Regions from separate parts of the Homo sapiens genome. Here region 2 is linked to region 1. Evidence: chromatin contacts called from ENCODE Hi-C or POLR2A ChIA-PET data. All regions are on one chromosome and are shown on one strand. Each heading gives the region's core, a stretch centred on a gene start or an enhancer-like site at or near the end of the contact. The rest is flanking DNA. Distances are from core to core; before and after follow the strand shown. Region 1 holds the start of EFCAB14 (EF-hand calcium binding domain 14). Region 2 overlaps STIL (STIL centriolar assembly protein).

Evidence for each region. A loop is a pair of places that touch in the nucleus more often than their neighbours do. ChIA-PET counts read pairs that join two places held with the same protein, here RNA polymerase II (POLR2A). Pooled maps may share reads with other maps.
Region 2: a pooled map shows a loop between it and region 1 (10-fold over the local background). The contact joins the enhancer-like site here to the promoter of EFCAB14 in region 1. A Hi-C loop is called at or near these places in 1 of 168 maps with a recorded cell type or tissue (PC-9) and 6 of 50 pooled maps. POLR2A ChIA-PET finds 5 or more read pairs at or near these places in 1 of 52 experiments (GM10248).

What each region holds. Positions count from the first base shown.
Region 1 is chr1:46,717,257-46,721,340 of GRCh38, forward strand. It overlaps EFCAB14 (EF-hand calcium binding domain 14), which reads right to left and starts at 1,858. Exons shown (of 11, transcript NM_014774.3): 1 at 647-1,858. The coding sequence starts at 831. RefSeq lists silencers at 1,663-1,712, 2,033-2,082.
Region 2 is chr1:47,287,932-47,292,015 of GRCh38, forward strand. It overlaps STIL (STIL centriolar assembly protein), which reads right to left. Exons shown (of 17, transcript NM_001048166.1): 9 at 1,504-1,654. Among named protein-coding and RNA genes, the nearest start is that of STIL, 24 kb to the right of the region's middle. Within about 2 kb of position 1,545, at least 3 of the 41 ENCODE cell types and tissues checked have a DNase peak (open chromatin) inside an H3K27ac peak, as active enhancers do.

The DNA of each region.
Region 1 (4,084 bases), core at 608-3,107:
TTTTCTTTTAGTGTGCTCTGAGAGAGTCAAAGGACGTTTTTGAAGTTCCCTTTAGTCCTTTCCCATCCTGAGCCCCAATCCCAATGTCCTCAAATCTTACTACTTGATTTGCCTAGTGGTCTCTCCACCTATGAATGGCTAGGGAAAATGATGCCTCTTCTTTTGCCCCCCGACCCCACCTACTCTCAAGGCTCATACTTCCTACAGTATATCTCTCACCATATTTCCCCACCACCAATATTCAGACTCATCAAGAGTGCAAAAACGAAATAATCTGCAGTCTTAAAGTCTCTGCTTCTCCTTTGTTCTACACTGTTTTAAAAAGTCTAGTCCCCAAAGCTTCTCTGCTCCTCTGTCTCCATTCTTTGCTTCTTTAGGACTCCCTGGGCTCTTGGCACATTCTCCAAGTCCACATTTCCACCTCAGATTTGGAGCTTTTCTTTCTACACCTAAAGACAGATCTCTAACTTATTCTTCATTCAGGATCTGAACTTACCTTCTCCCTAAAACCGTTTTTCCCTCTTTGACTTCCAAGGCCTACACCCTTTTTTCTTCCTAAGGACTTCCTTTCTCCTTCCTGTCAATGTGGCCCCTTGGTAGTGCAAGGAGATGCCTTCTTCCCATTCCACCTTTCACCACTACTCACTTGGCAAAGCGAGAGCGATTTCCAACCACACCGAATTCCTCTTCCTCTTCGGAGCTGGACTCAGAGTCTGAGTCGGGAGGCTCAGTGCGAAGCAGGCGGTGACTGCTTGGGCCTTTCTTGGGCTTCTTTCTCCGGCTGTCCCCAGCCAAACCAATCAATGCATTGAGCTCTTTGCGCTTTTTCATCTTTTTGTGTGGGGTGAGTGGAGCCCCGACTCCTGAGCTGCCAGGTTCGTACCCGATGCCCAATTCTCTTCCTGCCTTGGAGCTGCCTTCCAGGGTTGGGAATCCTGGGCCAGAGCCCCCTGGTCACTCCCACCTAGGGGTGGGACTGACCAGATCCGCCAGGGACTGGAGATTGGAGCCCAGAGGAAACTGGAACTCAGATGGGTGGGGGAAATCACATAGAAATGGCCAAGGAGCTGGTGACCCCAAAGGATAAGGCCTTGGGTGCAGAGTGTTAGTAGAGGGTGGAGAGGGACCTTTATCTCCCAAAGGGCGAAAAAAAAGCCAGGTCAAAAATGAAGGATTCTCAGCCCGGATAAGTAGGCAATACTTCTAAGGGTGCTCCAGGAGGTGAGGAAGGGCACGCTTAAAATACGTGTTTCGGACCTCCGGAGCAAGATTTCCAATGGAGAGGGAAGAGAAACTCGTTCTTGAATGGGAAGAGAGTGGGGAGGTGCAGAGTAAGAAAGTGGGAACGCGTCAGTCCCTTCCTTGCAGGAGAGGTGGCGGCAGGAGGGGGCTCCCAGCAGCTACAATCCCAACACTGCTTGGCCGCAGAGAAAATGCCCTGGCCAGGAAGCCGGCTGGGGTGTGTGATGATCACCGTTCTCCGGCCTCCGTCCTGAACGTGAAGGGGGCCCGAGGCCGAGGAAGATCCGGAGCCCGGCTAGAAGGGTCGGCCTGAGAGAAGCCAGTCCCGCGCCTGATAGACCCCCGCCCCGCTGTCTGGGCCTTGGGGACACGGTGCCGCGGGCGACGGCGGCTCGGCCGACCGAAAGCGCTCCCGCCCGGAGTTTGAGGTCTCCGGCACGGGCAACTCTCGGCCACTCACACGCGCAGGCCCCACTCCAGCCGCGACTCCGGCCCCTGCTCCGGCTTCGGCCGCGGCTGCTCCCGACACGTTGTTGTTGGCGTTGGTGGCGGCGGCTGCGGCGGCGGCGGCCGCGAGCTCCAGCCCCGGGCCATCGCTCCAGCCCCAGATCACTTCCCCTTTGGCAGCGGCCGCCTGCGCCGCCTGCCAGTAAGCCGCACTCCCATTGGTCGCCCGCTGGGGTGACGTCACGCCGGGGCGAAAGTCGTGGCGGAGAGGTGGGGCGTTAAAGGGGCCCTGCCCCGGCTGGGGCTGGGTCCCACCTGCCGATTAGGGTGGCCCCGCCCCCAGGAGGGCTTCCGGGACCTGCTGCGAACCTGAGCCGGGTGGAGTCCTGCATCCTGCGGAGCGCGGGCGGGGCAGGCAAAGCGCCCGGCTGCTCGACCTACTTCGAAAGTTCATCAGCCGCCCACGCCCCCTGGACTAACCAAGTCTGAAGGCTCCGCCTCTCTGACTCTCACACAGGCTGTTAAAAGTTTAGGCGCGTTTCAGATTAATTAACACATTCATTCAGTCAATAAATATTTATTGAGAGCTTACTTACTACGTGTCAGGAGCTGTTCTAGCGCTGGGGATACAGCCATGAACAAAATAACCAGGGTCCTTGTCTTCCTGTATAGTGTTGCCAGATTTAGCAAATAAAAATGTAGGACACCCAGTAAAGTTTGAATTTCAGAGAAACAGCAAACAATTTTTTAGCATTAAGACATCCCATGCAACATCTGGGACATCCTCACACTAAAAAATTATTCATTGTGTATGTGAAATGCAAGTTTAACTGAGCATCGTGTATCTTATCTGCCAATCTATTCCTGCAGTTTATTTATACTCTAGAGGGAGGAGAGCAACAATAGGCAAACATATTAAATGTCAGGAGGTGATAAGTGTTATGATGAAAATTGAAACACGGTCAGGTGATGGGGAGTGCCTCTGTGAAAAGGGAACATTTAGTCAGCTTATCGGAGGAGAGGTGAGGGAATGAGCTGTGCAGTGGCTGCAGGAAGGAGTGACCAGGAAGACCTGTTGTGGCTGGACCAGAAGAGCAAGGAGCAGAGTGATAGGAAATGAGGTCAGAGAAGCATCAGAGGCCAGGGCTTTAGGGCCTTATGGATCACTGAAAGGACTTTGGGAAAGCACTGGGGGCTTTAAGCTGAGAGGTAGCATACTCTGGCTTTTCCGTAAAAAAAAAAAAAAAAAAAAAAATTCACTCTGGGCCAGCGCGATGGCTCACGCCTGTAATCCCAGCATTTTGGGAGGCTGAGGTGGGCGGATCACAAGGTCAGGAGATGGAGACCATCCTGGCCAATATGGTGAAACCTTGTCTCTATTAAAAATACAAAAATTACCTGGGCGTGGTGGTGCGCGCTTGTAATCCCAGCTACTTGGGAGGCTGAGGCAAGAGAATGGCTTGAAACCGGGAGGCGGAGGTTGCAACAAGCCGAGATTGCACCACTGCACTTCAGTCTGGCAACAGAGCGAGACTCCGTCTCAAAAATAAATAAATAAATAAATAAATAAATAAATAAATAAATAAATAAATAAATAAAATAAAATAAAATAAAGGAAAAAATTACTCTGGCTACTTTGTAGAAAAAAGTGGGGGGAGAGTGAGGAACACAGGAGAGCAGTTTGTTACAGTCCAGCTAGAGATGATGCTGATAGATTAGAGAGGCAGTAGCAGAGATGGAGAGCATTCTGGATGTTTCTTGAAGACAGAGCTGACAATTTTTGCTGATAGATTAGATGAAAGGTGTGAAGAGAAGAGAGGGTTTGGCGGTGGAAACACTGGAAGCAAGGAATTGTTATTTATTGAGATGGGGTAGAGCAAGTTTGGGACAAGTTTGACAAGCCAATTCAATATTCAAATGGAGGCTGTTTGGTATACCCATTGAGAGTTCTCTGGGCACAGGTTGGGGCCTGAAATATCAATTGGGAAGTCATCAGATATAAATGGAATTTAAAGCAAAGTGCTTTGAGCTACTTGGAAGAAAGTCACTTAAAGTAATTTTTATGCCCATATTCTTACTGTGGCAATTACGCTGCTTTTGTCCAAGGATTCTCGCAAAGCCTGGGCCTGTATCTGATTTGTTTTTAAGTGTCTAGCCCAGAAGTGTACTCCTAAATAACGATGACCCAATAAATATGTGATGACTACATAAGTGGGCAGTGTTGCAAAGAGGTATGAGTGGACTTTTGGAATCAAAATCAAGAAACCTGGGACTCAATCATGTCTCTACTTCTTCCTGGCTCCATCAGCATGGAAGCCGTTTAGTTTCTCTGAGCTTCAGTTTTCTCCTCTGTAAAATGGGGATAAACACCTATTTCACAGGACAATGAGATGAA
Region 2 (4,084 bases), core at 295-2,794, 570 kb after region 1:
AGATCTCAGTTAAAATGATAGGTATAAAATACAAAAACTTTATAGCTTACATAACCTATAAAATATAAAATGTATATAATATATAATATAAAGGTATTTTATATATAACATATATGTAATATAATGTATATATTATAATATTAAAATATATATTTATATAAAATATATAGATGTATAACATATACATGATCTCAAAGAAGGTACTAAATACGATCTGAGTGGACACGTGGTTATTTAAAAGTATTCAATATTTTTCTAATAAAGAATGTACTTTTATTAGTCTGAGACCTAAAATAACCAATAATTTTATTGAAAAGTAGCATTTGAATATTTTCATATAATGACACCTAGTTTCAAAGATCTACTTCCTCTTTTTTTTTTTGAGACAGAGTTTCCTTCTTGTTGCCCAGGCTAGAGTGCAGCGGCACGATCTCAGTTCACTGCAACCTCTACCTCCCAGGTTCAAGTGATTCTCCTGCCTCAGTCTCCCAAGTAGCTAGGATTACAGGCACCTGGCACTATGCCTGGCTAATTTTTGTATTTTTAGTAGAGACAGAGTTTCACCATGTTGGCCAGGCTGGTCTCAAACTCCTGACCTCAGGTGATCCGCCCACCTCGGCCTCCCAAAGTGCTGGGATTCGAGGTGTGAGCCGCCACGCCTGGCCTAAAGATCTACTTTTTCTATGATCATCATCTAGTTGTGTTTCTAGGTATTTTATTAGATGATATAGTAACAATCTATTCTGATTCCTTAGATACATAATATAAATAATGGCCTTTAAGTATAAAAAACCATTTCTTATTCCCACACATTTTAAAAATAATACAGTCATGGTCAGGTGCAGTGGCTCACACCTATAATCCCAGCACTTTGGGAGGCTTAGGCAGGTGGATCACCTAAGGTCAGGAGTTCGAGACCAGCATGGCCAACATGGTGAAACTCCCTCTCTAATGAAAATACAAAAAAAAAAAAAAAAAAAAATAGCCAGGTGTGATGGTGGGCTCCTGTAATCCCAGCTATTCTGGAGGTTGAGGCAGGAGAATCACTTGAACCTGGGAGGCAGAGGTTGCAGTGAGCCGAGATCACGCCACTGCACTCCAGCCTGGGCAACTGAGTGAGATTCCATCTCAAAAAAAAAAAAAAAAAAAAAAAAACATCAGGACAAAGAAAAGTACTGAGATCCCACAAAGTTAACCTTCACAAGTATAAAATGATATATGAACAACTGATATATTCTTCAAAGATTTTAGAAAAACATGGGCAAGTTATTCTGTGAGTAACCTCTGGTTCTCTATTGTAATTTGGTTGAAGATATGATCTCAGATTTACTAAAAAAATTTAACCATAAATGAATAAAGTTAATATTTAATAAGATTATTTATAAGTAAACAAAGCATAATAGTTTGGATTACTATTTTAAAGGGTAAAAGCTGTTGGGTTTAAACTGCCAAAGTGCAAAACCCTAAACAGTCACTAATGTACTAGACAATGAAATCACTTACTTTGAAAAGATGTAATGTTTCCTTACTGGTTAGCAACTGAAACCGAAAGTCAGGTATCTTGCCATCACAAGGGAAGCATTCATAAAACTCAGGTTCCTTATGTGTCATAGAATAGAGAACTATGATGAAATTTCCAGATTCTGAAAAAACCCTGCACAAAAAAAGTCATTTAATTAAAATTTAATGAGGATAACATGATGACACTCAAATAACTTCATGTGAGTCTCCCAATCTAGTTAACAAAATGACTAAAAGGTGCAATTTTTGTTCAAAAACTGGGGTCCACCACTTAGGAAGGCAAAAGGTGGGAGGATCGCTTGAGGCCAGGAGTTTGAGACCAGCCTTGTCAACATAGTGAGACCCTTCCTCTCTACAAAACAAAATTTTATTTTATTCAGGAGGCTGAGGCAGGAGAATGGCGTGAACCCGGGAGGCGGAGCTTGTAATGAGCCAAGATCGCGCCACTGCACTCCAGCCTGGGCGACAGAGCAAGACTCCGTCTCCAAAAAAAAAAAAAAAAAAAAGGAATAAGAGAGCAATTCAAAATTAATTTTACTGAGGATTTACTGTCAATATGAACTTAAAGCATGATCAGTAATTGATAATAAAACATAATTGTACTAAATCATAGCAAAGGATCTAAAACTAACATTTAATTTCTGCTATCTAAATATAACTAATTATCTTGAAAAGTTAAAACAAAATGTTAAAAGTAGAACTCCAAAAGCATCTGAAGAAAATACAAGTGATTTTTTTACTTCAGTAAATACACCTGGAGTGGGTGAATCTTTTCTAAACACGATATGAAAAAGATTAATAAATATGACTAAAAAACAGTAAGTCTGTTTGGGAAAAATATTGTTAAACTTAAATGACAATCTGGGGGGAAAACCGTTACTATATATCATCAATATGTGTTTCTCTATGTATTTTACATTATATATATAGAGAGAGAGCTTGCTAGCACAAGCAATATGAAAAGATGCACAGGCCGGGCGCAGTGGCTCACGCCTGTAATCCCAGCACTTCGGGAGGCCGAGGCAGGCGGATCACGAGGCCAGGAGATCGAGACCATCCTGGCTACCACAGTGAAACCCTGTCTACTAAAAATACAAAACATCAGCCAGGCATGGTGGCGGGCACCTGTAGTCCCAGCTACTCGGGAGGCTGAGGCAGGAGAATGGCGTGAACCCGGGAGGTGGAGCTTGCAGTGAGCCGAGATCGCGCCACAGCACTCCAGCCCGGGCAACAGAGCAAGACTCCGTCTCAAAAAAAAAAAAAAAGAAAAGATACACAATCTAAGAGAAAAATGGCTAAAGACATGACTAGGCAGTTCCTGGAAGATGAGGTTATAAATCATTGGAAAAGTTTATTTTTCATCTATCAGGTTAGCAGAGGTCAAAAGTTTAACAACAGCCCTCCACTCACCTCTCTGAGCTCATCTCCAGCTACTCTCCCCTTCCTTCACTCCTCTCTAGCTACAGTGGCCTCTTTGCTGCTCCTTGAAGATGTAACGTGTTGTTTCACCCAGAGCCCTTACACTTAACACATCCTTTGCCTAGGACAGTGCCCCAGACAGCCACAAGGCTTACTTCCTCACCTTAAGTCGGCCTCCCTGACCACCTATTTAAATTGCAACTCTTGGCCGGGTGCAGTGGCTCACGCCTGTAATCGCAGCACTTTGGGAGGCCAAGGCAGGCAGATCACCTGAGGTCAGGAGTTCGAGATCAGCCTGACCAACATGGAGAAACCCTGTCTCTACTGAAAAAATACAAAATTAGCCGGGCATGGTGGCACATGCCTGTAATCCCAGCTACTCAGGAGGCTGAGGCAGGAGAAACGCTTGAACCCAGGAGGTGGAGGTTTCTGTGAGCTGAGATTGAGCCATTGCACTCCAGCCTGGGCGACAGAGCAAGACTCCATCTCAAAAAAAATAAGTAAAATAAAATAAATAAATAAAAATTTAAAAATTAAAAATTAAATAAATAAATAAATAAACGGCAACTCTTTACTTGCCACTATCATTCAGACACACAACATCCTCCTCTCAGGCTTTATTTTTCTCCACAGTACTCATCGCCTTTTAACATACTATTTATTTTATTTATTCTGTTTATTGCCTGTCTCTGCAGGACTATTTTATTTTTTATTTATTTATTTATTTTTTGTTGCCCAGGCTGGAGTGTAGTGGTGCGATCTCAGCTCACTGTAACCTCTGCCTCCTGGGTGCAAGTGATTCTCCTGCCTCAACCTCCCGAGCAGCTGGGATTACCGGCATGCTCTACCACACCGGGCTAATTTTTGCATTTTTAGTAGAGATGGGGTTTCACCATGTTGGCCAAGCTGGTCTCTAATTCCTGGCCTCAAGTGATCCACCCGCCTTGGCCTCCCAAAGTGTTGGGATTACAGATGTGAGCCACCATGCCTGGCCTATTTTATTTTTTTAAGACAGGGTCTGTATTGTTCAGGCTGGAGTACAGTGGCACAATCATGGCTTACTGCAGCCTGAACTCCTGGGCTCAAGCGATCTTCCCATATCAGTCTCCTGCTGGGACTACAGGCATGTGTCATTACACCCAGC